Regions from separate parts of the Mus musculus genome. Here region 2 is linked to region 1. A link is a loop called in an ENCODE intact Hi-C map of the cell type or tissue named here. Cell type or tissue: heart. All regions are shown on one strand. Each heading gives the region's core, and the rest is flanking DNA. Links, peaks and the distances in the headings are about the cores only. Region 1 overlaps Casq2 (calsequestrin 2). Region 2 holds the start of Vangl1 (VANGL planar cell polarity 1).

Evidence for each region. Peaks named below come from ENCODE experiments on the same cell type or tissue, not always from the same donor. Only the 100,000 strongest peaks of a DNase experiment are listed, where the experiment ranks them.
Region 2: a loop joins it to region 1, with 2.5 times the contacts of the local background. A loop is called at or near these places in 10 of 42 quality-filtered maps.

The regions. Positions count from the first base shown.
Region 1 is chr3:102,143,380-102,158,498 of GRCm38, forward strand. It overlaps Casq2 (calsequestrin 2), which reads left to right. Exons shown (of 11, transcript NM_009814.4): 10 at 775-849; 11 at 1,818-3,135. The coding sequence ends at 2,051. Vangl1 (VANGL planar cell polarity 1) reads right to left here. Exons shown (of 8, transcript NM_177545.5): 8 at 12,521-15,118. The coding sequence ends at 14,858. Among named protein-coding and RNA genes, the nearest start is that of Gm16160, 53 kb to the right of the region's middle. In heart, for the core only: no CTCF peak of the experiment used is centred there; no DNase peak of the experiment used is centred there; H3K27ac peaks cover 807 bases.
Region 2 is chr3:102,198,197-102,213,315 of GRCm38, forward strand. Vangl1 (VANGL planar cell polarity 1) reads right to left here and starts at 6,497. Exons shown (of 8, transcript NM_177545.5): 1 at 6,316-6,497. It overlaps Gm16160 (a long non-coding RNA gene), which reads left to right and starts at 5,644. Exons shown (of 3, transcript XR_375921.3): 1 at 5,644-6,074; 2 at 7,605-8,756. In heart, for the core only: no CTCF peak of the experiment used is centred there; DNase peaks (open chromatin) are centred at 5,525, 6,005 and 6,445; H3K4me3 peaks cover 2,353 bases; H3K27ac peaks cover 2,416 bases.

The DNA.
Region 1 (15,119 bases), core at 7,843-10,342:
TAAGAAAGCCATGGCCACAGAAGCATACAGGATTAATCTGTTGATTTAATGCTGGGTATGTTCAGTTTCCCTGGACTGCTTCATCATGTCAACTTTTAAGTGATCGGCCATTCTTTTGGGCAGTTCTACATCGACCTTGGTTCTTGCCAAGCAATCTCCAGACAGTTCTAATTTCCAAACCCACCAACATCCCAGTCTGTTCTAGGCCATGTGTTTACCAGGGAGACCCCTGCCCCTGAACACCTCTATTTTCTTAGCTTTATGGACCCCTTTAGCTCAGTTAGCCTGCCCCAGCCAGAGATTTGTCCAGATGGAGCCCTGCTGGGCTGAAGACATTTGACTCGTGTCTGCAGTTTATGCCAAGTTAGAGCCTATCAGAGTTCTCCCAGCCATCTCATGTGGCTGGGAGGCACCAGATAAGGGCTTTTAAGAATGGAACATTGAAGCGGAGGTGGAAAGAAATGGCTCTTTCATTACACACATAATATCAGTGAACGAGTCAAATTTGGGAATAGCCATCTTTGTGATAGTCTCCCTGAGAGCTGTGGAAGCATTTATGGTCTACGTTGTCACAGTTAATGCTATAGTATCTTTTACTCAATGCTTTAAAGAGCTCTAATGCTGGAGGCAGCCTTCAATTTCCTAAGTGTCCACAGCTGTTTTCAAAGGCATTTAACCAGTCCCTATCCGGCTACTATGGAAGGCTGGCAGGTGGGTCTAGCCACAGGGAGAGCCCTCCACCCACTGTCTAACTTGGCCTTTTTGTTGCTGCAGCTTGTTGCTTACTGGGAGAAGACTTTCAAGATTGACCTGTTCAAGCCACAGATTGGGGTGGTGAATGTAACCGATGTGAGTATTCTTACCGAGGGCTGGTCAGACACCCTGTTGGCAGCTATGCAAGCCCAAGCACAAAATCACTCAGGAGTCTACAACAGTGAGGAACCCTTGGGTCTTTTCCAAACTCTTGCAGTATGGCCCAAGACTGGGCTCTAGCCAGTCCCAACCCTCTCTAGGAGTACATTTCCTTGCTTATGGAGCTAGCCCAACCCGACTCATTGACTTAGGACTTTCCGCCCAAGAACATTCTCTTGTGTCCTCTTCCTGAACTAAAGAACAAGGCCTTCTTACACAGGCTACTCATGCCCAGAGCAACCATTACCTAAGGTGGATAAGAGATTGACACCCAGAATCCCATGCTAGCGGCCACCCACCCTGCAGTCAGGCGACACTGATAACAGAAGAGAAACCTCCTGACAGAAGTTTGAGCACTGATGAACTGAGGGTGAGAAGGGCTAGTGGGATGATGTGACAGAGTGGGAAGAAATTTTGACTCAGTCCAGACATCTGATATGCAACAAGACAGAAGTGGGGCAGATTCAATGAGGTTAACAGTGGGAAGAAGGAGCTATAATGAGGGCCCACCTCAGCTAGTACAGGAATATTCTTTTGTGAATAGGGCCAATTAGCAATGTCTTTTTGCCCCATAGAAAGTACCCTAGCAGTCTATACATTTCCTGACTTTTGTGAACCAGTTTGAAATCTGAATGTAAATTAATTACTTAATAATTAATTCTGTGTGTGTGCATGTGTGCACATATGTATTCTCTTGGGTAGTAGAATACAGATTTCTTTTACTGTTATTGAAACAGAATACTGTGCAAGACCATTTCTGCAACTTGGCATTTGCATTTGTCTATCTGTATGTATTCCTGCTAGGTATTAGAGACTTGGAGGCCCATTCAACACAGCTTGGAAAATGCTGCCCTGCCTCGGCCTCCACCCATTTGCTCATGGGCTCATTCTGTTCCTCATTGCAGGCTGACAGTATCTGGATGGAGATCCCAGATGATGACGACCTGCCCACAGCTGAGGAGCTGGAAGACTGGATTGAAGATGTGCTTTCTGGAAAGATCAACACTGAAGATGATGACAATGAAGATGAAGATGATGATGGTGATGACAACGATGACGATGATGATGACGACGATGATAATGATAATTCTGATGAGGATAATGAAGACAGTGATGATGACGATGATGACGATGAATAGCTCCAGCCCTGGGTGATTCTGATGAGTGACATTACAACCACCATGTACCATACAGACAGCCCAAGGGGGCAGCAAGCAGTGGTGCCCACACCTAGTCAGCTCTTTTCCTTTCTCCAGCATCTTTTTCTAGTCTGTTCTTGGCAGGAGTGGTACATTTCAGTGAATGCCTTTCCAAACCCAGCAGGCTCACACTGCAGGGACAGAAGGGGAGTGATTCCCATGCTGACTACTTCTAACCATTGAGGAACAATCAGCCCTTGTTCTTTGCTAGACAATCAGGGGTCATGGAATTCTGGGAGTCTGGGGACTGTATCTCCTGACACCTCTACTCAAGTTTACTTACTGTCTTTGATCCAGATGGTGACAGAACTGACAGCTTGCTATTAGTTCACAAGCAGGGAGTGGCCTTCTAATCAGAGTCCAGGAAGGGCACATGATTATCCAATCTCCCGCCAAACCCAGAGCATCTGTGAACTCAGACCCAAGCCTTTGGATGTCAATTAGAAATGCCTTGAAATGTGTGGGCATTGCCATCATTTCTGGAATATTAGGATGATGAGTGGGGGTCATCTAGCTCTATGAACATCCCATTAATTGCCAAGCCTCATATATTCACCAGTGGTAAGAGAGGCTGAAGGATAAAAGGCTTTTCATTTTTCTGATGGAGACCGTTTAGGTCTCTGAATGGGTCTGCTGGCTGCCCAGAGTGAGCTGGGAACTGAATGCACCCTCTCTGTCCCCGCTAGTGAGCTGTCCCATTCTGAGTTAAAATCGCTTTATCCACTGGTCAATTAACTCTCCCCATTCATCAGCACTCCCACAGTTGACCAGGGCAGCGACCATTAAGAGTTCACGATGCCCTGAGGCACCAAGGAAAAAAAAAGAAAAGAAAAGAATCCCCAAGTGCCTTTTGAATTGTCTGAAAGTAACAGTGTGCTTGGTAGTGTTAGTTGCTAAGTGTCCTAACTTATTTTTGAAATCTGTTAACATGGAGAAGACTCTGTGTGGTGTTGTTTTTGAAACTGGGGCAGTCCTTTTATGGAATAGTAATAAACTAATGGACATTAGACTCATGTTTTGAAAAGATCGAGGCTATCTTGATGATCCTACCCCGGTCTTTGGGGGTTTGTTCAGTTTTGCCTGGCTGGATCCAGTTCTACCTCTCTGCACCTCTGGCTGCCCTTCTAGGTTTAGTATTTCACTGTGTCTCTCCCCACTATCCATGTCTCCAGGCATGAGCATCCACACCCATCAACCACTACCCGAGTGTTAACGACCTCCACTGTGGGTCTCTACCCTTCATCTTTGACCTTGGTGTTTGATCCACTTGGATTCAAGCTGCAAACTTCAAATTCAACACAACAAAGCCTTTATCCATTCTCCTTCCCCTCGACGCTTGTCCTTTCCATGAAGCCCCAGCCTGGATGATTGCTATTACTGTCTATGCCATTGTCTAGGTGCCTGGAAGTGCCTTGCTCACTTCTGCTCCCACGGCACTGGGTGCACACTCGTGGTCACAGCACTCATCATTGAATTGATAAAACTCACTGCATGGCCATCCTTTCACTAAATACAGGCTTTAAGGGACAAGGCGTTTACTTATCTTTGTATTCCAAGCACTTCGCTCATCACAAAGCAGAGCTTAGTTATTGAATCAATCGGTGAACAACGGGTCAGCCAAAGCAGCTGCCATTGCCTCGCTGTGCTGGGCAGTGGAGTTTACAGGGCACATAAGGTGCCTCACGCTGTGTTAGGTAACAAAATAATTGAGAGAAACAACTGAAAAGAGGGGATTTTACTTCAGCTTACAATATCATTGGTTTTAGCTTAAGGTCTGATGCCTCCACAGCCTGCAGCTGGAGCTATGGCAGAAGGGAACCATGGGAGCAGCTGCTGGCCTCACTGCAGTCAGGAATCACAGAGAACAAGGGAGGGATCGGGATTCCAAACTATCCCTTAGTGTCCCTCCCTCCAGTGACCTACTTTCTAGTCTCCTGAGAGTCCACACAGTTGTGAACTCAGAACAAGCCAAGATGAGGTTAGTCACGTCACGATCTGGTCACCTCTAAAGCCCCACCTCTAAATATAGCTGCATCGGGGATCAAGTTTTCAATACATAATAAGTCTTGGAAGATACTCACATTCATATCACAGCAGAATGCTTCAGTCTGGGTGGGTTATTCAGTAAAAATCTGCCTTTCACAGTTTAGTCTAATGCCAATGTGCCAATTGTGTTGGTTCCTGCTCAGGGCTTTTTTGGTGGCTTTTCATTCTGTTTGCATATGGCAGACAGACAGACAGACAGATAACTGATAGAGATAGATGATGATGAAGATAGATATATAGTAGTAAATAGGTAATTCTCTTCTGAAAGGATGCCTGTCCTGTCAAATTAAAGTCTTGCTACTATGACTTCATTTCACTGTAATTATCATCTGAAAGGGCCTTGTGTTCAAATGCATGATTTTGGGGATGCATAATTCAGTCTATAAAGCAGGGCCTCAATATAATTTTCTCCCCTCACAAAACTAAGCAGGCTGTGCTGTGTTCCACCCACCCAAGCCCAGCCAAAGCTCAAGCAAACTCTTAGGGAAGTGATTGTCCTTCGAGGTCTCAATGCCAAAACTTTCAAGTAGCCAAGGAGTTGAGGGATGTGGTCCATTGCAAAAGTGGTCTGTTTCTCAGCCCAGGAAGATCTGCTATTCTCAGAGGCCTAGAAATATGTGTGAAGCTGAAACTATGCTCTGATGTTCCTGCATTAGGATCTCTGGGAGTCCATCTGGTTCTGCCTGGACGGTGCTGTGTAGTCAGTACTGAGCCCTCTAAGCTGATATGGGTTGAGCACTTTCTTGCATGCCTGGAGTACAATGCTAAATGCCTTCCATGTTATCACAGCTAATTCTTACAGCAGATTAGAAGATTCGTCTGGTTACTGTCCTTAATAAAGAGAGGCAGAGAGAGCTCAAGCAACTTCTCAGCATTACACAAACACTCTGAAGGGTCACAGATAACCCTTCATTTTATACTTAAAAGGATTTGCATTAAGAACCCAAACACTGCATTCTTTTTCCCTCAGAGCATGTCTGAGGACAGACTCAAGTGAATTTCCAATAACTCTTTTTATTGCTTGAACCCATTTATCTTCCCATTCTGAGTTCATAATCAACTCAAACAGAACTAAAAGTGTGGGCTAATTAAAAAACACAAGATCTGCTATCCTGTTAAAAAGAGGAGTAAGATCATGAATGTTATCTAGAACCAAGCACCCCCTTCAGTGTGTGTTGATGAAACTGCATCTCAGAACTTGAAAAGATCCTGCCTTTTCTAGAAGAGAGTGTGACCCCTCAGGTCTTCTGGACTTCGTGTTTGTCACGCTGTGAGGAACCATGACTGTACCTTGTGCAGACCACATATAATCTCACTTTCAGTGGTACACATTCTTCACATACAGGTCTGATAGCAACCTTAGGGGAAAGACTGTTTTAGTCATTTCTACTCTGCCCAAATTTGGGTGGGCAAGCAATAAATCTTGTGACAACTTTATAAACATGATACAACTTGACCCTCATGGCTATTATCCCTATTAAAAATACACACACTCCTCAACCCAGTGATTATTTAAAGTGAATATAAACCAACAGCTTTTGGTAGCATGGTATCAGCTGTTTGGATTAGCTTAGGATAGCAGACTGCTACAGAAGCCGACCAGGAAAACTTCTCAGCTCACAAAGGATGCTTGTCATGTAGGGTGACCTTTTTCCTCAAGTGAGCAAAGTCCTCCAGAAACACAGCCCTCCTTTGTGAGGGACTGAGCAGCAGCTAGAAAGGAGTACAGAAGTGTCACATCACGAGGGAATGGAATGACCACAGCCACCTAGCAGACCAAAATATTTGCAAGATGGATTAAGAGGAGTCTTTGGAATCAGTGTGATATTTTAATAATCTGAACCCTTTATCGATAACTGCAAGTCAGAGTGATAACGCTGGGACTGCCATCAGCCTTGACGCTCCTCCTATGTAACACCGTTCGATTAGTTTGTAGTCAGTGCTTTGATGCTGAATGTCCTTCTGTTCTCATTCATCCACTCGCCCATTAAAACTCACAGCCTTTTTAACAGTCTATAGACCAATAGACCCCTAAACTTTGTCACACATAGATTAGGGAAGGCAAGAACAAGCAGGTTGTAAATGGAGCAGCTGAGCAGAGAAGCAAGAGAGAAAAAAAATGTCCGAAGCACCCAGCTTTAGTTCTGAAAAAGGCAACTTCATTATTTCCTGAAATATTATAAAGACTTAGACCACAGAAACACCTGTGGACATTGACCCAGAAAGCAGAGCCAAAAGTCATCTCTAAGTTTGGAAACTGAGCCTGTGTAACTAGAGGATGGTCCCGTGACACATTGGCACTAATGGTGAGTAGCCTCCTCTCTCCTACAACTGAGATCCTATCTGTGCCAGCAGGCCCTGCCTCTTGCTCTGGGATTTCCCTACTGCTGTCCTGATGTCTTCACCCCACTTCCTTAATGTGACAGTTTACCATCGGAGATTCTCAAAACTCCTCCACATTCTACAGCTACAACCCCGGGAAAAGACCGAAAGAGAAAAGGGCCTTTGGCTGCCGTCTGCATGTGGCTTTAATTTTGTTCCAGCAGGTTTTGCTTGTGAACTTATGAACTGTGAGCATCTGGGCTGATGGCCCAAGGAAACAGCTTATCATTAATCTATACGATGAGTATCTCCGAGTCAATTGCTTTCTCTGATCCCTGTCCATGAAACTGGCAAGAATGTGTGTGCTATCAACATTCCACGCAAGGGAAGGGGAGCTGAGTACAGAGGCAGAAAGCAGCAACATTTCTTCAGCAGCTAATCTAGCTCCCTCATCTAAAGTAAGTCAATAATTTAAAATCAATTATCAAGGGAAAACGAATTATCAAACACAGCTGTCTGTCTGTATATCTCACGCCCCTATCCAATGTATACCAGGTCTCCTGCTTTCCACATCTCAAATGTTTTTTTTTTTTTCTTTTTCTTTTTGGTTGTTGTTTTCTCTCTTTTTTTTTATTTACTCACAAGGTTGGCTTCCTCTCCAGGTTTGAGAACCTAAGGGTTTTATCTTTTGCTGCCTATTCACTTAGAATTTCCCTCGCCATAAAATGATCGGCAAATGTTCGTTTTCCGTAACTCTGATCACTGCCTCTCATTGCCCTCCTCCTCTATCACACGTCCCCTGATTGTCACAGGAACATGTGAGATTGCTGCAAAATCAAATCAAGATCGAAGATGTTCCCTGGGAAGTAAACAGACCTTAGAGCTAAGATACTCACATCAGTCAGAGAAACGGTATACAACGGGAACCCCAATTTCCAAGATTAGAGCATATTCAATGTGTAAATGCTCATTTGGAAGGAGGGGAGGACACTAATGGAGGACCCCAAAGAAAGCCAAATAACGTTGGATACTAGATACAGTGTGTCCATGACAGACACCAGCCCTCACCAACATCATGATCAGAATCCATTTCATACAGCAAACCTTCGTGACACAAAGAGACTTGTGTACATGGCAAGGAGCCATATAATTCAGTCATTTATATGTTCAAAAATGTCCAGTGAGAGTGCAACATATATTCAGACGTGGTCATACGCACATGGTATCTGCTGACTGTAAGTACAGGCTAAGCCAGAACTGCCTCTCTTGGTTATAAAGCACGGCACTAAAGTATTCAAGAATAATATGGTCTCTGGCTATCTATTTTGTATTGTTGGACTCTACCAGATAAGGATCAAAGTTGGGTTCAAAATTCAGAGATTAAAATCCTTGGTAACAAAAACCTTTCCCTTAAAGCCTGGCCCAGGTATCTCTGGTCTGATCCTTATCAGAGTTCAATTCATACCCTGGGTGGGACAGTGCCTGCCATGGCTGCATCCTTGCTGGTGTCCCACACTCTGTGAACACTTAAAATTAACTTTAGTTAAGCAGGTCATACTTTTGGTGTTCCAGAGGATCTGAAAAGTTAAAGCATGGAGTAACCTTTATAAAAATAAGATATTATTAACATTACAGGTTTTTGTGGTCCCATTTTTAGGCACAGTGATCATACTAGATGACTATTCCTTCATGTCTATAACGGAGGGGCAACAGCACCTGAAGGCAAGGGCTATATCTCCCTTCCTGGCTCCTAGCTATGCCACATGCTTCCACTACAGTACTTATAATATAGCGTGAACTGAACTTGTCACTGTGCATCAGGTGTCTCAGCGCCATAACTAATTCTCTAGGCAAGGGTCTGTTGTTTGATGTTTTTGTAGGCTGGCAGTTTGGCAAGGCCTACATCAGCAGTTCTCAACCTTTGGGTCATGGCCCCTTTGGGGAAGGGTTGAATGATCTTTCTCAGGAATCTTCTAAGACCATCGGAAAAAATACAGATGTCTACATTATGATTCATAGCAGAGCAAAATTGTGTTATGAAGTAGCAACCAAAATAAATGTATGGTTGGGAATCACCACAACATTAGAGACTGTATTAAAGGGTCACAGCCTTAGGAAGGTTGGGAACCACTGTTCTACATGAATGAATTCACCAGGGAACGCACCTGGCCATGTCTGAAGGCTCAGAGAGACAGAAAGACAGGCAAAGCCAGACAATTTGCATGCTCAAATGCTTTTATCCTAATGCTGTTTCACGGTCAAAAGAATCAGAGACTCAAGATAAAAGCTCTGGAGGTTGTTACATTTGTCCCTGGGAGTTAATTCAAAAGTGTCTTTATCTCGCTGAATGAATCTTTGGACTTTTCTGAGAAAGCCACCTTGCCGGCACTGCCTCAGGCTCCAGGAATCTCTCTATGGGGCTGGAAAACTCCGTTCCACTCTAATCCACCAGTGAAGCACGTTTCATAGGCAAAGCAAGTTAGGTAGAAATGGGACAGATGGAGTCAAGGGGCTCTTGTTCCATCAGGAGTTTCCCACTCTCTGTCTACCCTCAGAATCTTAATTCCCAATGCAGGGATAATGTGAGCACTATCCTGCCATCTCTGTCTATCCTCCCCTCCAACAGCACAACCAAAGTATAACTTACACACGGTGGGGCAGAGGAAAAACAGGTCTTCTTTTCTTTCCTTTTGACCCTTGGATTCTATTTTATGTGTACTCTGCCTGCAGTCCAAAGGGTAGGTATGGGGAAGGGGAGAGAAGCTGAGAACAGAGTCAAGGAGCCAGACAAAAGGCTCCAGAGCCACCAGCTGCAGCCAATCGCATATCGCACCTCAGCTGGGCCACCTTAGCTCTCCCACCCACAAAGCCAACTCAGGCCCCTGTGCCCAAGGGCCAAGTAAGCCTCTTGGCCTGGTCAGGTCCAACAGAGAGAGGCAGCTGGACCTGACCAGGCAAATGGCTGTGGTTGCTGGCAGCTCAGTGGCGGCAGCCCAGGCCTGCCAGGTTAAGGCTTTCCTGGGAGGAGGGTCTCTTGGGTTTTTCTCATTATATATCCCAATAGGTCAGCCTGGTGGTGAGGCTCCCCACAGGACCAAGCGGTATAAACCCAAAGGGAAAGAAATGACCTTTCTCCCAAGGAATTCTCAGACTCAGGTTCCCACTCACGGTTGGTGTCTCCAGGTCCCTCCTCCACACCCAGAAATGCCAAACCACTTAGATCACTGCTGGGGAGAGTGGGCAGAGGGGCGGGGTTCTGAGCACCTGCAGAGATCCCTTTAACCAACCAGGCAAGTCTCTTCTTTCAACTTTCTCCTATTTCACCTGCAAATGAAAGGATCCCTAATTAAGACACCGTGGGGGAGGGGCAAGCTGTGCTGCACAGTGTCTGATGTGTAACAGCTGGAGAGTGTCAGCACCCTCCCCTCCCCTCCCCTCCCCTCCCTTCCCTTCCCTTCCCTTCCCTTCCCTTCCCCTCCCTAAATACAATGTTTTGTCAAAATGGGGACTCCATTAATTTTCATTAGAATAATTTCACAATGAAATCCATCACTCTATATACTAACACAAAAAAGTTAATCACAAAATGTGGTCCCCAATTGGATTTTTCTTTTTTTTTTTTTTTTTTTTTGAGCACCCATTCAATTAAACGTGGTTTCAATGGAGTCGAACTGGTGTCTGCTCACGATTCTGTGAGTACCATTCAAGAACTGCACTATGGACATAAAAACAAGGCGTGTTTTATTTATAATTGGATATGATAAGATTACATATTAGTAAGTTCACAGTAGTGATTTATTTGTTTTTCTGATGTAACAAGATCCATAAAGAGCAAACATTACCCAGAAATACGTTATGCTGCGTTCTAATTGTAGGGTCTCTGCTGCAGGGCTCTCTTCAAATGATCATACAGACATCCCTGTCAATTTCAGTCACGAATCATTGGTTGTTTCTTTTAAGTTACATTAAATAGATGCACGGGAGGCTCCCTGGGGAGTGAAGTTTGAACAGTAACACCCCACCCCAAGTTTGCCTGGTTTTGGTCTTGTTTCTTGCTGTTTGTAGGTCACAGAGGTCCCAAGGCAAGAAAGAAAGAAATGGGCATGCCTGCAAGGTGACAACGGGCTCCCACAGACAGCTCCTCATGGAGAAGCCAGTATAAAGAATGAAGGAGAGGACAATGAGCCAGCTTTGAGGAACGGTCGTGAACAGACTCAGCCATACCCACATGTACAAACGAGACACACAACGACTTGTCACTGGCCACGTGGATGTTATGACTGCCAGCGTGCAAACATGGCAACGCACACTCCGAGAAGTTCAGGTGGGAACAGGTCCTCTTCTTCCCTGATTTGCATCCACCTGTAGGGAGTCTTGCACAGCAGGGCCAGGGTTGAAGAGGGCAAACCAAGGTCTCTGCTTCGTTGGTTCACTGGGTCAATGATTGGCAGTGGTGAGAGTGGGTAGTCAATTTCCATGAGTACAGTGTGTTGGTAGGAGTTCACAGACAGAACTCTGTGCTGGCTAGTTTTATGTCAATGTGACACAACCTAGAGTCAGAGAGGAGGAGTGCCAACTAAGAAAATGCCTTAGTAAGATTGGTCTGTGGATAAGCCTGTAAGGCATTTTCTTAATTAGTAATCCGTGGAGGTCCCACCCCACTGTGGATGGGACCATCCCTGGGCTTGTGGTCCTGGAAGCTATAAGGAAGCAGACTGAGAAAGCTTTGAGAAGCAAGCCAGTAAGCAGCACTCCTCCATGTTCCTGCCTCCAGCTCCTGCCTCCAGGTTCCTGCCCTGTTTGAGGTCTTGTCTTGACTTTCTTGATGATGAACTATGATGTGGAAGCATAAATCAAAAAAACCCTCTCCTCCCCAAGTTGCTTTGGTCACGGTGTTTCATCGTAGCAGTAGTGTCTCTGACTGGAGCAAGCTATTGCATTTAATACATGCACTCCAGAAGATGATGTAGAAATTAGAGCTGCTCACCACCACCTCTGACTCAGGAGATGGCAAGATCGAGTACCCTAGACCTTTCTAAGGCTTATCTGCATGGCCAGTCTCCCCATTCATTAGAAAGCCCCACACTCTTAATCCCAGCACTCGGGAGGCAGAGGCAGGCGGATTTCTGAGTTCGAGGCCAGCCTGGTCTACAAAGTGAGTTCAAGGACAGCCAGGGCTATACAGAGAAACTCTGTCTTGAAAAACCAAAAAAAAAGAAAAGAAAAGAAAAGAAAAGAAAAGAAAAGCCCACACTAACAGTGAATTGTGATAAGGCAAACATACCCAGGCCACTGACTTCATACTCTGTGCTATAAAGAATCTGTCTTCTTATATCCAGATGATGATGATGATGAAGATTGGACCTGCACCAAGGACCTCAACACCCCTAAACAACAGGAAGTGGTTTAAGAATTCCGATGTCCCCTTTCTTCTCTCACCTTCTCTCTCTCCTACCTAGTGTCAGGGGATTGGAAGGGATAAGGGAGGTGAAGGGTAGTAGGGAAAACAACTCAATAAAGTACCCAAAAGTAAAAAAAAAAAAAAAAAAGAATCTGTCTTCTTGCAGATCTCAAAAGGGAGTTAGAGGAAAGAAGGGAGATGATAAATGTTGGGTAAGCATTTACTTTATGAACTTTAGCCAAGACAGTTTTGACCCCACGGGTTACCTAAGGATGTGTGAGCCTCATAACCTTAAAGTCCATTTTAATTCCCACTTCCTGAGCATTCAATTCCAGGACTATTAAAGACTGCTTTTTCTTTTTTTTTTTTTTAAGCACACAATTCTGAACAAAAGTTGTCTTATCTACCTTTGTAGATAATGAAAATCACCCGGGAAAGACGGCAATCTCAGACCTACACTCTTCATTGAGTTCTTCCACAGTTAATGTTAGAATTTTAATAACTTAGGTTAGAAGTTATAGGGGGGGGGGAATCTATAAACGTTTAAGGTAATGGAATCCTGTGTCCTCTAATAGGATCATGTATCCTACTAGCCTTGGGGAGCAATTTACATCCTTTAAAAAGAGTAGGCTATGAGGGTCCAAGAAATGAAATAAAACTTTATTGTCTTCAGTTGTGTGATGCAGCTTTCTGCAACTTCACATTTCTTTTGCAAACTCTCCTCTACACCGTTCGCTTCCACGTCAACTCGGCCTGGTAAAACGCTGGGAGCACAAAGACTTTAAAGGATCCTGCTTGTGATTTTGGCTTTTCTTTCAGGAATCGATGCAAACTTAAGCATTTTGAAGAAAAAAAAAATCGATATTCAATTTACAACCAAAACAATAATTTCAGGAAGTCTGAAGTTCTATGCAAAGGAGATGGAGAGGGGCCAGGAGGGAAAATAAATTAATTCCTTAATTTAAACCGTTCTTTGCCCTTCTGGGAATGCACATACCAACACAGGGCTCCAATTTAACCCCTTTAAGACCCATGGTTTAACCAGGAGCAGGAAGCATAGTACTGTAAGATGTTACCTTTAACGCTGCAGTACTTACATTTATGGCACTTAACAACTGAATGGTGTTGGTGGCGGAGCAGCTCTGCTGTGACATTACCCTCCACACACAGCTGGTCTCTCACAGACTGCCCACCCCTTACCTCGTTCTCCTAAAATATTTCCTGAGTAAGACATCCTGAGGAACTTCCAGTAGAAGGGACCTAAAGGTTTCAAAGTAAGACCAAAGCACCTGGTTACACTATATGTGTGTGTGTGTGTGTGTGTGTCACAGGTTTCTCTTCCTTCTCTAGCACATCTTTCTGAGCAAAAGTTATTGAACAAAAAAATAACATTGGCTTTTCTAAGCACAGGTGTATCACAAATATTCCATGCCAATTTGGATTTTTTTTTTTTTTTTAATGACAGACAAAATCGCTTGGTTCGTGGAATGCACAGACAGAAGGGTACACATATATGGGCACGGAGATGATGGCGGCCTTCTCCTTTCCTGAAATGAGATCCCTGAAACTGATAAAGGAAAGAGTACTTGGTGGAGCATTGCTTCGGATGTAGGCAAGCAGAGACTGGGACAGCCCACTACAAGGTGTCAGGAAATGACTCCTTGGGCACTCCCCTGCACAGGACTCTGCCAGGAAGCAGCTATGTCTACAAATGGGACATCAAGGGCATTGTCCTCTGAAACCAGCTACAACATGCTGACAGAAGGAGCCTTCGGGACTGCACGGCTGACTCAACTCTCCCTTTCCCAGCGACCCTTTTCCTTGTGATAAGTTGCACAGTGGTGGTGGTCACAAACCTCAGGGATGGGACAGCAGTAGTTGCCAGGGTGGTGGGCACTGTTTGGTTTCCCGTGGCAGGGAAGCTTGGCACATGAGCTTTGTTGAATACTTGTCTCCCTGGGAAATTAGATGGCTACATGGGGCACCTGCCAACTGGGAGTCACAGTGTTGGTCTCTCCTGGTTTGTGTGAAGCAGGGCTGAGGAGGACTGGGTGGATGGGCTCCTGCTGCAGCCTAAGGGAGGTGCTGCGGCTGAATAGATCCCCAGAGTCATACCCTACTTCTCGGGAGAAAGACTGGGAGAGGCTGTGCAAAGAGCTGTGGGTATACTTGGAAAGCCAAATCCCTGACATCTCTGGAGGACCAAGCTAGCCTGGCCAGGCTGCCCACCATGTACAGCTGTGGTCCAGATGCTAAGGAGAGTGGGCGTTAGAGTGAAGCCCAGGTAGGCAATCCCAGGGCTAGGGAAGGGCCAACAGAGGAGCAGGGCCAAAAACAGGGCAGGTAGGCTCTCTCTCAGGGGAAAATGGAAAGCCAATCACTTAACAGCTGCAAAACGGCAGTGCACATTTCCTATCAGTTTCTTTCTCTTCGCAATGTAAGGCAACAAATGATTAAAAACTCAGGCGGTTGGACATTTCCTGTACTGCCCACCACTCCCCAGGGTGGTGTGGTGATGTGGATAACTACATGCACAAACACGCAAGTGGGTGTGTAGTGTTTGGCTTCCTGAAGCAGAATAAAGTGAGGCCCCTAGGATCTATGAGGTGGTAGACCAGAAGTCCAGGCGGGTGTGGTACTGGGCCACAGGCAGGGACCAGTTGTAAGGCGAGGCTCCCAAGGACACACAGCAGCTACACTTTGGTTTACAGCTGTCACAGAAACTCCAGGGAACAGCTTCTTCAGAAGTCCCATCTATTAAAGTCAGATGCCAACAGTCACTTGTTGGGGTGGGCATCTCCTGCTTCCTTCCAAATAAAGTGCAGATGGTCGAAGGATACTGGTCTATCCTCTGCCAGTTTGAGTCAGCATTGAAGAATTTTAAAAAATCTTTATAAAAGAACTTCCTCCTGGACATATATATATATATATATTTATATATTCTTTTGTTTTTCATAAAGCCACAAGTATAGAAATTTTAGACTGATGTCTCAGACTGTAAGCGAAGAACAAACTTGTGAGATTTAGGGTCTATGAACTCTTCTGAGAGTACAATGAATGGGATTTTCTTCACATTGACCACGAGGCTGAAGTCCAAGCATTTAAGGACGAAAACAATTCCATCCCGTAACCCGTTTGTCACAGCCTCCTCACTAATAAGTCTCCACTGTGTCGAGAGCCATCGATCCTTGTCATACTGCAAGGTGGGGCCCGCACTGAGGTATCGTTCAAGGAAAGCC
Region 2 (15,119 bases), core at 5,195-7,694, 52 kb after region 1:
TTGTGACTTAGGAATTTATCTTAGAGCGCTAATTCTTCAAGGAAAAACATTATCTCCTCACTGTCCATTGTGATCAAGAGCTAAAAAGATGAAAGGTCCCCTAATCCAAAGAATAGGAAGGAAACAAGGTTCAGCTCTACCCTAATTAGCACATATGTAAGAAACAGTAATTATTGAGTTAGGTCCAAAGGCCACCATGCACTCACTCATCCATTTCGTATCCAAGTTTCTAAGCAGCCAGAAGACCCTGCTCAGGAGTTCTAAGGCTGCAGAGCTATGACAGAGAGCTCACTGCTTTCCTTGGTTCTGCTGGTGGCTGGTTTCCATTTGATGGCACTTGTAGCACTTCTCCTCCAGCCCTCAGCCCCCTTTCTCCCTATCAGGTTATCACTTAACAGCCTTTGGCCATCAAGAGCCCAAGCCTAGCCACAGGAAGCCTGGAGTCCAGCCAAGCTGAGCCACCTGTGATCAGCCCCTTCCTCGCCTTGCCTTCTTGAATCTCAGTCTGCTCACTTGTCAATCAGGAATCCAAGCGCCGGCCACCATCTCCCAGGGTGAAGCTATAAACAGACACAGACTTGACTCGCTTCCTAGCTCCAGGACCTCAGTCAAGCGATGCGATCTCTTTGAAGTCCCATCTACAAAATGTGAGCATCAGGAGTGCTTTGATGACTCTATGAGCTGGCAGTGGTGACAGTACCCAGCGTGGGCACCACATGCACTGGGTAAGTAAAACTGGGTGGCCCTTCAGTGGTTTCTAAACTCCACCATCTCCGTGCCTTTCTCAGTCAAAGGAAAGCTTAGAGAGCCACAGGGTGGAGGGCCAGCACCTCCCTCCAGGCCATCCCACCCAAGTCTCACCTGCTGTGGGCAGAATGGGGCTGCCCCTTAGGCTGCCTGCTCACCCACCAGCTGTGTACTGGAACACGGCAGTTTAATCTCTCAGAGCTGTGGATTTTCCACCCAGTAAAAGAAAGGCAAGCAGCCTGCTTGGGAGGAAGGGGGCGATTCTAAAAACTAAACATGAAACTAAGCAGGCATCTCTCAGAACATTAGCTTGGCTTCAGAGCCGAGTCTATCAGTCTTTCTCCTCCTCCCGTTTCCCAGGGCTTTCAACTGCCACTCAATGAGCTTCCAGCACACAGTGCTCTCCCTTCCTTTCTGCTCTGGCTTGTGCTCCTTTCCCACTGGCCTTCTGGCTGGCAGACAACCAACCTTAGGAGGTACAGTCAGGATATGGGGGCAAAGAACGAAAGAATCTTCTCTCCTTGATAGCCAATAGCTGGACTCTTGGTTGACCTGCAGATTCCAAGGCTTGGCACCTTCTCCAGAACACTGACTGTTCTTCTCTAGGACAGTCAGTCACACCCTTACCCTCCTTCTGCAGGCCCTTCGTACCCCATTGCTTTGCCTCCATATCTAATGAGCAGCCACCAGACCCTGCTCAGCGGTTCTAGGGAGATGGCTTCAACTGGGGCACACCACCTGCCCTCATTAAGCTTTGCTGACTAGCTCGATCTGTGTGTTGTTCCTTCTCCTCTAGTATTCCTTCTTCCATCCCTACATCAAGTTATCCCTTAACAATCAAGACACACCCCCTTCTTCTCCATCTCCAGGGATAAGCTCCTGAGTCAGGAGGAATGGCCCCCTCCCCCAAATATTCTGAACATAACGGGAACACTTCCTGAAACATAAGGCCAAATGCTCCCTTTCCACCTGGTCAGCTCTCACCCACAGCCACTCTCTTATGCCCTGACTTGATCTTTCTAATATCCGCTTACAGTAATGCAGCCATCTTGTCCAGTAGACAGACCTGCTCTGCTGTTTTGAACACTCTCTCCTGTTCATCCGTGCATCCTACTGCCACCAAGCTCTGCTTGTCCTTGGATCCTCCCAGTTCACAGCAACAGAGGATAACCTAGAGAACATCTCCAGGCTCCCTCACCTGCCCTGGTCCACACAGAGCCAAGACCTTCCTTTCACCATGGTTACCAACTCTGGCCTCATCTAAGATGTGGGGGAGGAGTCAGGAAGTAGACTAGTAAGGCAGGGTGGACTCCTTCCAGAAAGGGCATGACCTCAGGCGAGGGCTCCCGTTTGAGTTAATGAAGACACATTATCCTGACGCTTAACTCTGTGAGGATGCACTTAAAAGAAACTAAAGCAACTCCTGAAGGGGTCAGAATGTTTCCCTTTATCAGCAAAGGCTGATATCAAGAAAGGAAAAGAAATCAATTTCCCTGGGTCGCAAACTAATGAATTGTTGTGGAGGCCAGAATGGGGTACAGGCAGGTAGGAGAGAACACAGGCAAACCTAGAACCCTCAAGGTCTGTCATACTGGCCCCTGACAGGACCTGTATGTGTTGGGTTCAGGTAGGGCAGCAGCCAGGCTGACGTAACCTTCTTGTTCAAATCCTCCCATGGTATCCCCTGAACTTTAAAACACAGAATCCTCCATTTGATCATATAGTCTTGCCAGCTGTTCCAGTTCCTTGGGGCCTGGTTCTTTCCAGCCTCAGGACCTGAGCCCAGCCCGGTGTATCTGCTGAGGCTCACTCTCTCACGTGAACCATTCGGCTAATTCCTCTCAGTTTGAACACCCTTCTTTTGGAGAGGCCTGGCTGACCCTCCAGTTCACACCTGGCCGCCCACTGCCTGCATTCTGCCTACACTTGGCTCTACCAAGTCACATGCTCACTTGGGTGATTATCCAGCACCAGGCTCTGAAGAGGCTCCTGGGGTGCGGGGACCACAGTCCTTTCTGTCCCCCTGGCTGCTGGCAAACGAGAGGCACCTAATAAATAGTTGCTGAGAGAAAGGAAGGAAAGAAGGAAGGAAGGAAGGAAGGAAGGAAGGAAGAAAGAAAGAAAGAAAGAAAGAAAGAAAGAAAGAAAGAAAGAAAGAAAGAAAGGAAGAAAAAAAGCCATGTACCTATCTTAGGGCATGAAGGCATGACTTCACCATAGAAGAAAGCTCACAGAGGGTAGAGAAAATGAAGATTTTCAGAACTATCTAGAACAAAGCAGTACTGCTGGTACAATGCTTATTCAGTAACAGAACATATAGTCCAGATGTGCTCATGGAAGACCAGCACCATTGTTTCAGCTAGTGCTGAAGAGCATCCTACTCCAGTCTGGCTGGATCAGAGTACACCAAACTACACAGCCTGGGGAACACTGCTGGTAGAGCATCTTACAGGGTGCAATTCATTTCTCCTTCCACCTTGTACTAAAACAAGCTGAGAGCCAGTGATCGATCCAAGGAGAGTCTTCCCCTAAAGTCACATCTTTCCTATAAAACACACAACTCCTACTTGAAAGAAAAACAGTAATACACGCATGCACGCATGCACGCATGCACGCGCGCGCACACACACACACACACACACACACACATATGGGAAATGACAGGTTATGATAATGACCATGGTAAATGTAAGCTAACTTTTATGAAAAGGAAGTTATAAAAACATCAACAGCTCCATGTAGAGCTATTAATTAAAGGGCCTCTGCCTGGGAAGGTAGAAAGTTATTGCACAAGGGGTCCAGAGAAGAGCATATGTGGGTTTACTTGGTGGGTCTCAGGTTAGGAAAAATGGTACAGGGACGTGTGACAAAGCCTGAACGTGCACGTGTAAATCATAAAGCATTATCCAAGTCTGTGATGTGAGTGAGGCTCTGCAGGGCTCAGACACCTGGGACAAGTCAATGATCCCCTTCCAGGAACACAGCGCTTCAAGATGTACAGCTACAGGCCACTGTTGACCAGGAGAGAAAACGCCCGCCTCATTTTACCTGGTTTGCCAATGAGTTCAACTCCCATTCCCAGACTAACTGCTCTTGGCCTGAGTCATTAATTACCTCTGGAGCATCCCTGGCAGCTGGATAAGGGTTGCTGAGGAGCTGTGAGTGGTTACTGTCTCTAGGATGGGTATTTCTTTTCAAGCAAAGCCTTTCCCCCTAGTAGATTCTGAAGCTTCAGCCACCGCCTGATGCACACCACACATCCCATGGTGTTCTAAGGGGGATCTGGGATGAGGGTGGAGGCAGAGCAGCAGAGGATGGAGGCAGTTTGCTTCTGCCTCCAGGAGGACACAGAGTACCAGAAACAGCCCAGCCACAGCCACCGAATCTTGTCTTCCTCGTGGAAAGTGGCACAGTTAACTGGCCACAGTTAGCTCACTCCACAGATATGGCGGCGATTAAGACTGAAGTCATTTGCATAAAATAGCTCAATCTTCAGAACAAGTCTTTAAGGGAGGCAAAATTGAATGTCATGGCACAGTTAAGGGGACAAGGTCACACACACAAGCAAGTGCCCCCATATGGCTTTAACCTTCAGAGAGCCATGGAAAACTGAAAGCTATGTAGCAATTACCAGGATTGTTTGTTTACTTAGAGAAGAGGCAGGCAACAATAGTGAATTGTTCCAAGCCACACATAACCTCACAAAGAATCCTGCCTTTCGACTCCTACTCATAGGCTCAGTAGAAGGGAGACTGTGTGTGTGTGTGTGTGTGTGTGTGTGTGTGTGTGTGTGTGTTTTGGGGGGGGGGTCACTTTAAGGAGAAAGGAAATTAATCTCAAACAGCCTCCAGCCCAGGTGAGACCTATGATTATTAATCAGCATGATGAGGCCCCCATCCAATCCAAACTACATCAGACGCAATGCAAGGTGTGCCTTTGGGTATACATCAGGGGGATAAAGAGTACTTGGCACACTCAGCACATTAATTCTTCAACAGACGGTTGTCATGGAATTGTTACTTGGTAAGGAAACTTTTCAATTTCCTGTATGGTTTCATCCTATTGCTCAAGAAATAAGACAATAACAACTTTTTTGAGACTTGGCAGGCAGTCTCAAAAATATGACACTCACAAAGTCTTTCATTTTACTTACAAATGAAGTTGCCACCAAGTGACACTGTCAGCAACTGCATCCCTGAAAATTTCACACTGGGAGTTTTGGCTATTCATAGTGGGAGTCGCCAACCTTTAGAAATGCTAAATGCTCCTGGATATTGCTTTGAAATGTAGAATAAAACAGTTTCCTCCCACACATCAAAGCCCCAACCATATCACACTGATTTAATTCAATTCTAAAAACTCTAATTAGTGGTTACATAAAATGGCTAATTATGCCTCCCTGGGCTCCGACGGTTTCTGCCATGGCACTTACAGAGCCTAGGAGCTGTGTAATCAACACGCCCACTAGAAGGAGAAGGCTAATTAGTATTGTTGATTGGTGACATAACTTATAATATTTTTTCAGCAAACCCCGTAAAACGTATAAACACGTCAGTGAAAACACTAGTCTTCACAGCTAACTTTTGGAATTCGCCTGTAAGGGCGCGCGCACTCCTGACCACAGTCCCCTCAAACGGGTTCAAACTAACGCACGCACCAACCACACAACCATGCCAATAAAGACCCCTGCCACCCCTCCATGAACTTCAGAAGGAGCTCATCTTCGCGATCTGGGCATCACACCCGGTTTGGAGACATGAAAATTGAGATTGCCCGGCTCCGACTCTCCTCTCCTCATCACTTAGCCCACCAGGCTACGGCTCCGCCCCCACTCCTGCTTCCACCACCGACGCTTTTAAATTTTTATAAAGCTTCACACTTCTCTGGGCGCGCTGCTCGGGGCAGTTCAATGGCTGCAGGATGAAATAAGGTTCGACTGGTGTCTAAGGCTGCCCGAGTGCGGCGAGGTTGCCCAGGACAGGGACTCCTCCTTTGGCTGGGACTGGCTGCTCGCCTCTGCTCCGCCCCGGCGCTTTTGAAAGTAAACTACCTGCCTGTTGCGCTCCGCGATGCGCAACTGGCCGCGCCCCCCAGGCCTCCCGGGCTGCGGTTTTGTAAGCGAAGTGAGAAACACGAGCCAGCTCCGTTCCTGTGCTGGAAAACCGGCCAGTTGACCCCGGGTCCTGGCGGGGACCCCCATCGCGTTCTGCCCTGCAAGGCGCGTCCAGCCACTGGTTGCCTCCGACACGCCGTCATTCCCTGGCCACCACCCGGCACGCGCACTCAGGGGCGCACTCCGAAGGCCAGACAAGGCAAAGAAGTCCGAGGTAGCGCAGGCTGCCCCAGGACTCCGAGCACTGGAATGGAGCGGAGAGAGCCCGGGGCAGGGATGGAAGGACCCGCGTCTCGGGGAGCTCGACCCGGAGGAACCCAGGGGTCTCCCGGTCCGAGGGCCCGGACCCCAGTCGGACTGCTGGGGAGCAGGGACACCCGCAGTTGGCCTGACCTCCCACCCAGCTCAGTCTCGAGCCGCCGCGCCGCGCCGCGCCCGCCTCTCCCGGGACTCACCCCGGCGCCGGCCCGTCGCGCTCCACGCCCGCGCTCTCGGCTGCAGCGCCCGGGCTCCGCGGCCTGCGCTGGGCTGCAGTGGAGGCACAGCCCCGCCGCGGCCGCTGGTCTCTGCTGCTTTCCGCTTCCTGTCCCGGCGCCGCCCCGCAGCCCCAGCCCAGCCCTGCTAGCCCGGCGCGGCCGCCAGCCAAGAGCTGCGAGCGCTGCGGGCCCCGCTGCCGGCCCGGCCCACCTGCAGCGGAGGGCGGGGCACGGGGACACACACACACACACACACACACACACACACACACACACACACACACACACACGGCCTGGCCAGGGACTGACATCTCCCCTCCCAAGTGGACCCACTAGCACACAGCCTAACAAATCTCATCCTGAACACACACACACACACACACACACACACACACACACACACACACACGGCCTGGCCAGGGACTGACATCTCCCCTCCCAAGTGGACCCACTAGCACACAGCCTAACAAATTTCATCCTGAATTCCTGAATACATGACGCAGGGGTTGATGTCTCTCCACCCAGCACCCCAACATACCCCCAAGATCACACACGCACGCGCACACACACACACACTTACAATTGTGCATAAAATCCAAGCCCTCATTGTTTGCCATCATTAAAAGCTCCAACCCGCATATCCACATGGCTCAAGAACCAATTTCTACCCCTCCCCCAACTCATACATTTTTCAGCACACATAATACACTTAAACTCCAATGTAGCTCAAGAGATGACCCAGCCCGTAACCACCAACGCCCACAGTCCTACAGCAGCTTCTCCCCGCTCCTCTTCTACCAGAGCAGACATGCCTGCCTACTGGAAACTACCAGGAGAGCGCATCTCTGAAGGCAGGGAGCCAAAAGTTCCAGACCGATTGAGACCACTTCCCTCGCTAAGCTTCCTTTCCCTGTCTGGATAGTGGTGAGGACTCTAATGTCCTTGAAGGGTTGAAATTCTAGTATTAGAAAGTGCAGAACAGTTGGCAACTGTTTTTGTGAATATTCTCACCCTTCTTTCTTAGTCGTCATAGAATCCATGCCCAGAATGACAGATCTATAGCTGCCATGACAAAATGCTCCCGCGAAGGCACGCACAGCGGGAAGTGCTGAATCTGCAGTTTGTTTGCAGGAATGCTGGGGGTGATTTGCCTTGCGAAAATGCAGGCTCTTTGTGAAGTAGCCTTGTTTGGGAACCTGTAGCCTCAGGAAGTCCTTACTGTCTGCTTTTTCCTAACTCCTCTATATTCCATTTTCTCCACCATCCAGGCCACGTCCTTCTAAGTACACCCAGATGTTCACGGTGGCAGGACGATGTTCCACACTCCTAGCCTCCAGACTCCAATGACCCCACCATCTGCATGTACCTGAACTGCAGCCTCTAAATGACTCCGGAGAGCAGATCTAGAGTCCAGCATCCCGTTTCCTCGGGTAAATCCAGCTGTCTGCCCGGCATGCTTAGCTGCTAAGGTGGGAAAGCCAAAGAAGTCTGGAAACGGAGTCCCATTCACCTTACCACTTAGAACCTTCACACGTAAAGCAGAGCAAGACATCCCAGTTCAAGTGTGAGGTTCTCCAGGAGTCCTGTGTAATACTAAGACCCACAATGAATTTTCATGGAATGGCATTCCAGCTTGCTCTGGGTGATTTAAGTAACCTTATAATGTGATGCTTCTGAGAGGGGTCAGGGGAGAAGGATAACCCAGAATATTATAAATGATGAGTTCACGTCAAAGTGCTATCTACTATTTGTTTTTACCCCATGAACTAGAGTTTCAGAGTTGAAAAGTTCAACTGAAGGCATTCAGACACTGAGTGGTGGTCCGTGCAACCGAGCGTTGCACTGGATAGAGCGAGCTACCTGTGGCAGAGCTGTTCAGCACTACTAGCCATTCATCTGACATTGACTCCCCCAGCTACACCTTTATCAATAATTCAGGTGACTCCACGGGCACCACCTGCTACTCTCTTGTTTTGCTAATCCGTTTATTTCAAACTGCATAGGGGAAGAGCAACACTATGCATTGGGTTCTTTTCCAAATGTCAACATGCCTACCTTCCATGCGTGCAACAGCAGCTTCCTGGTCTTATATTTTCCGTCCCTCCCTCCTTCCCCCAAGGCTTGTAATGCTCTACCTGCTATGATCCACCCTATCTACCAAGACCCAACAGTTGTATGACAAAACTTTTTCTGGGGAGATGCGACACACACATCTGTTCACCCCAGATAGGGAACCTATGACAGAACAAAGTGTGGATACCACCAAAGTCCAACGTGGTGAACCAATGAGTTTTAGAGAGGCTCCAGGAGCAGAAACGACTCAAAGACAGCTGCATCACCAAGGCGTACCCCAACATGGGTGGCACTTCACAAAGCTGGGAATCTGGAACGCACTGCACATCCTGCAGGCTGCTCAACAGGTTGGAGAGTGTCCTCAGTGGGTCTAAACCTCTTCCAGGCAGCTCAACTGATTTACGATTCTTCCAGGCTGCTGGTCTGGTCTTTGAGTCTTCTTTGCTGTTCCATTTGTCTGAGACCCTTCTTTGCAGCTTGGCTATCTTTCTTTGAGAAGGACTCTCAGCTTTTATTACTTACTCAGGCAGGGAGGGGCTTAGTGAATCCACTTAGTTTCAGGAACTTCCTCAAGCTATTTTGAATTGTGTATCTCCCTGCTTAAGCTTTCCTGAAGGATGGGATGCTTTAATTCCAGTGGAAATTTACATAATACCAACGCAAATCCCCAGCTCCAGAAAGCCTCTAGTTCTCCTGATGAGAATGCAGTCTCTTCCCTGTTTACCACTTCCAAAGTGCTCTGGGCTTTTAAAATTTTGTTCACTTTTGGAGACAGGGTCTCACATAGCCCAGACTGTCCTTGAATTCCTGATCTTGCTCTCTTCACCTCCTGAGTGCTGGAATTACAGGAGAGTGTACCGCCACACCAAGTTGAGTGTGGTAAGAGAGTCTCCTATTTGTAGGTCTGTCCTCTTTTAAACTGGGTTGTACAGGGCTGGATAGATAACTCAGAGGTTAAGAGCATTTGTTCTTGCAAAGGATGAGGATTTGATTTACAGCACACACATGGTGGCTCACAACAGTCTATAACTTAAAACGAACAAACTGAGATGCACATGAGTTTTTCTCCCCCCCACCCCCCCATGACTGATCTTCCCACATAGTGTGTACTTAATTTATTTTAAATTATGGGCACAAGAATGTGTGTGTGTGTGTGTGTGTGTGTGTGTGTGTGTGTGTGTGTGTGTGTGTGTGGCATCTGGGGACTGGAAGATTGTTCACCTCTGAATGTATGTGCCAGAGGAGTCTAGAGGACAGTGTTAGATTTCTCAGAGCTGGAGCTATAGCTGGGAAACTAACTCCAGTCCCTGCTAGAGCAGTGTGTATGTGCTCTTAACTAACGGCCATCTCACCAGCCCCAATCCTTGCTTTGTTATATTTAGCAAAGGAATGTATGACTATCATGACTTCCACCTCTTGAGAAGTTAATAGGGTAACCAGGGAACAACTGACTGAAAAGTCTTGACTTCTGCACCAGGAGTTAGTTAATAGTAACAGATTATCTGTTAGTATACATGCTAAATATGCTGAAGGAGGACTTCTGTAGAAGTCACCTATCCCAGCTGCAGAACTCCAAAGCTAATAAGCAAAGCAAAGCAGAACAAAACAAAACAAAAAACAGGAGCTAAATGAGAAACGTCTCTAATAGAAAAACTCATGTGCATCTCAGTTTGTTCGTTTTAAGTTATAGACTGTTGTGAGCCACCATGTGTGTGCTGTAAATCAAATCCTCATCCTTTGCAAGAACAAATGCTCTTAACCTCTGAGTTATCTATCCAGCCCTGTACAACCCAGTTTGAAAGAGGACAGACCTACAAATAGGAGACTCTCTTACCACACTCAGAGACTAGTTACATTGAGAGTCAGAGGAAACCTCAAGAGCACTGTGAAGGGCTCATTGCGAGGACTATGAAGCCCCAAAGCTCATTTTACTAGGTCTCACATAGCCCAGACTGTCCTTGAATTCCTGATCTTGCTCTCTTCACCTCCTCAGTGCTGGGATTACAGGAGAATGTACCACCACACTAAGTTGCTACCCCCCATGCCAGATCTCCTGGCTCAAGATCATACCAGAGGATAATAGCTAGTATGCACAGGCAGGAGCCTGCACTGTAACTGTCTAGAAAGACACTTTCTGAATTATTTAAGAAGGCAGAGATGATGCAAAGTAAATATTGGAAAGGTTTACGTCCAAAATGTTTCAACTGGTAAAAGCGTAAAGGACCATTTGATGTTAATATTTATATAAGATCTACATATATTTATCGTCTTCTTGTTGTTGATCATGCTGGTGATGAGCCTGGATGGCCGGAGAAGGTCCCAAGGAAGGATCAGTTTGTCCTGAATGGTCACAGGTGGAGGGTGATGGCTGGAAGAAGGCAAGGCTCTCTCGAGTGCTGAGGAAATGGGCAGCAGTGTATCTGACGTGGAGAGAGCAGCACCGGGATACAGCCAAGGGCAGGGAGTGATGTGGAGAGACAGGGAATTCAAAAGCCAGGGCTGGGATCAGAAAAGGGAACATGAAATGCAGCCCTAGTGTTCAGGCTTTCCAATGAAAGCTAACCATAGAATAAATGTTCCTTAATCCAAGAATAAATACACGTTTCTGAATTACAATGGCTCTACTTAGGAGGTTTCAGTCTGAGAAGATGGATCAGTCAGTAAAGTGCTTGCTACGAAAGCATGAGGACCTGAGTTCAAATCCTCAACCCTCACATAACAAAAGGCTGTATATGCCTATAATCTTAGTGTTGGGGAAGAAGACAGGAACGATCTGGGGAACCAATTACCTCTGGTTGATGAACTCTAGGTTCAGTGAGAGACCTTGTCCCAAAAGAGCAATGGAGGGAGACCCCAGACATCTACCACTGGTCTCCACAAACACATGTGCCCAGATGTGTGCTTACATGTGCATACGCGATCACTTTCATACGTGTATACAGAATACACACTCTTATACACAGAGAGACATTTTGACTTTAGAGTGCTACAAAAGCAATGCCTATCAAACAGAAGTTGACTTTGGATTCTAAGTATTAGCCTTTACTCTGACTAGTAATATGCAGCCACAAGGAGCCACAGGTCCAGGTCAACCAAGTGACCAAGGAGGGTGAACCATGTAAATGTAGCATGTTATGCTGCCAATGCTTTCTCAAGGTATGAGTCCACTAAGTTACATGAGATAGGCAACACTGAATTATCAAATAGGCCTTATGGTTGATGTTAGTAAAGGGATATCGATTCAGACTTAAGGCAAGCTAGGCTACGCTATGATGTTTTGGTAAACTAGGCCAGTTGCAGCCTTTTAGGATGTTTTCAACTTAATAGGTTTACGGGGACCGTAACTTCATGGTAACAGGAGAAGCGTCTATACTTAGTGTAAGTTACTAGGGATATAAATCCAGGTAGTGTTGCACCAATCAGTGATTCAATAATTTATTCAGCAAACATTTATTAAGCACTTACCACAATCCAGTCACTATTCTAGGCTCTAAAGGCATATCAAGACAGACAAAAGCTTACGTACTTGTGGGGAAAAGGGGCCACACAAGCAACACAAACATGTTCTCTTTAGCAAGGTGATAGGAGGAGATGGGGACTATACAGGACACCCCTCTGGAGGGGCTCAGGCACAGCTTGGAAAGTTTCCTGAAAGGCGGTGGTTCTCAACCTTCCTAATGCTGTGACCCTTTATCACAGTTCCTTGTATTGTGGTGACCCCTACAACTATAAAATTGCTTTGGTTGCTGCTCCATAACTGTAATTTTGCTACTGTTTTGAACTGTAATGTACATATTTGTGGGGTTTTTTTGTTTTTGCTTTTGTTTTTTATTTGGTTTTTTGAGACAGGGTTTCTTTGTGTAGCCCTGGCTGTTCTGGAACTCACTCTGTAGACCAAGCCTGGTCTACAGAGTTCAACTGGCCTTGAACTCAGAAATCCACTTGCCTCTGCCTCCCAAGTGCTAGGATTAAAGGCGTGTGCCACCACTGCCTGACCATATTTGTGTTTTGTAGTGGTTGTAGGTGACCCCTGTTGGAAAAGTTCTCTCAAGGAGTCGCGACCCACCGGTTGAGAACCTGTGTTGTAAACTGGACCACTAGCGCTGTGACAGGGTGGGATGTGAGTACTTTGGGAAATCAGAGATTGAAGGTCCAGCTCAGCCTGCAAAGGCTGCCTGGCTCATCTGGCTGTGAGCCCAGGACTGGAAGGATAAGTATGTGGTCCATAACAAGGAAGGGAGCACTGGATAAAGGCAGGAGAGTATGACCTACCATGGACAGGAAAGTGTCTCCAACAGCCAGGTGCAGTGCAAGCTGCTGGCCAGCAGGGGCAGCGGTGTTCACTAAAGAGGCTATTGCAGAACCACAGGCCGACACCAAGAAGATCTGAAATGTTGGAGGTGGGACATGGGGAGGGAGAGAAGGAGAAGCTGAATGTTGAAGCAGGATGGCTCTTTGCAGGTGCCAGTCGGCAGTTTGGGCTGGAGAACAAAGGGAGGGTAGACACAGGCCAGGAAGAGACTAGTTTTATGTTAACTTAACATAAGCTAGAGTCATTTTGGAAGAGGGAATCTCAGTTGAAAAAAAAAAATGCTGCCACCAGATTAGCCCGTGGCCACCTTGTGGTACATTTTCTTGATTGATAATGGATGTGGGAGACCCCATCTCACTGTGGGCAGTGCCATCTATGGGCTGGTGGTCCTGGGTGCTCTAAGAATGCAGTTGGAGAAGACCACAAGGAGCAAGCCCGTAAGAAGTGTTCCTCCATGGCCTCTGCTTCAGTTCCTTCCTATAGGTTCCTGCCTTGACTTTTCTTTGATGATGGACTGTGGTGTGGGAGTATAATCGAAACAGACTCTTTCCTCTCCAAAGTTCTTATGGTCTTTATCATCCTAGCATCATACTCTACAGAGAAAAGAAACAGGAAAGACAAACCACTTGCCAGAGATGACTCAGCTGCTGACAGCTGGGGCCAGGCTTGACAGACCACAGATCTCTGTCTCTCTCTCTCTCTCTCTCTCTCTCTCTCTCTCTCTCTATCTATCTATCAATATCTATCCACCCATCCATCCATCTATCCATCTTCTCTATCTTTGTGTGTGTGTGTGTGTGTGAGAGAGAGAGAGAGAGAGAGAGAAAGAGAGAGAGAGAGAGAATGTCTGTGTGTGCATGTGTTCCCTTAGAAGACAGAAGAGGGTATGGGATCTCTGACAGCTGGAGTTATAAGCTGTTATGATCTGCCTAGTATGGGTTCTGGGAACTAAATTCTGGTCTTTTGCAATAGCAGTAAGAGATCTTAACCTCGGAGCCATCTCTCCAGCCCTCAGATTCTTCAGTGATGAAGAGGGTTTGGAGGGATGGCCCAGCAATGAGGAGCACTTGATATTCTTAAAAAAGGACCAGAGTTCAATTCCCAGCACCCACGTAGTGGCTCACGATCATCAGAATATCCAGTTTCCCACCCTCTTCCGACCTCTACAGGGAGCAGGAATGCACATGGTGTGCAGGCAAAACGCTCACACACATAAAATTAATAAATCTAAAATGAAGTGTAAACACACAGTCTAGTGATAGCGAATATAGTTTTGGGACAGTCGCTCCATTCAGTAAAGAGAGGAGTGACGAAACGCCAGGTAGCAGAGAGGTGTGAAGAAATAATGTCTGTGTGAAGCAGAGAGATAAGATAGGGGTGTGCAGAGGTGAAGCAGGTGTCCCCGTTCTGTTGCATCACGGGAAGCTCTGAAGCCTTTATAGGGAGAAGTAAATTCAGAGAGGCTAAAGTTTAGAGAAGAAGGGATAACCCCATGAGACAAAGCGGCCTTGTGATAGCGAGCCTGGAGCCTCGGCGCAACAAAGGTGAGATGACCAGGGTCATGTGACTGCGGCCGGGAGAGGCTCAGCGCTCTGGATGCAGAAGGAGGCAAAGGCTCTGACCGTGCAGAGAGAACCGAGGAAGCTGAGGAATGGAGTCGGGCCAGAGGAGGAGGCGTCTGATGGTCACTGAGGTGGAAATCACAGAGAAATGGAACCCCACCCCCAACCTTAGCAAGCCCCGTGAATTGGTTCCAGACCTAAGGACCCCAACGCTGTGCTCTATGGTCCCTTTCACGTCTAAGGATTTCTTTCTTCCATGCTGGGCCTCGAACAGGGACAAGTGTTCTACCACTGAGTTACGTCCTGCTGTTTCTGTCGCTTTTCTCATCGATGGCAAGATACATAGAGGTTATCTCGGTTCCTAGGCTGAGGGTGCAGTCCATCCTGCTGAGGAAGTCACGTGGCAGGAGATTGAGGCAGCCGATCACATTTCTTCCATAACCAGGAAATGGAGAAAGATGAACACCTGTGTCCTTTTTCCTTTGTCTCATCAATGGTGCCACCCCAGTAGGGCTGACTCTTCCCTCTTCATGTAAATGTTTCTGGAATCAGTCTCACCGACACACCCAGTGGTGTGTTTCCATGGTTACTTTAACAATGTGTAGTCTGTGGACAAGTATATACTTCATCAGGGCCGTGGCTGCCTTAACAGTCACGATCTGTGGACCAAACAGACTAACCTCGACAGAGGGGCCAGCCCTTTGGATGCCTGGATGATTCTCTGCAAGTCTAGGCAGGCAGGCCAATAGGCTCTCAGTCGCAGGGAGGGAACCTGATGCCAGGTGTGTAGATATGCAATCTCAGAGGCAGAGCCTTCCAGGTCGACAGGCAACCCC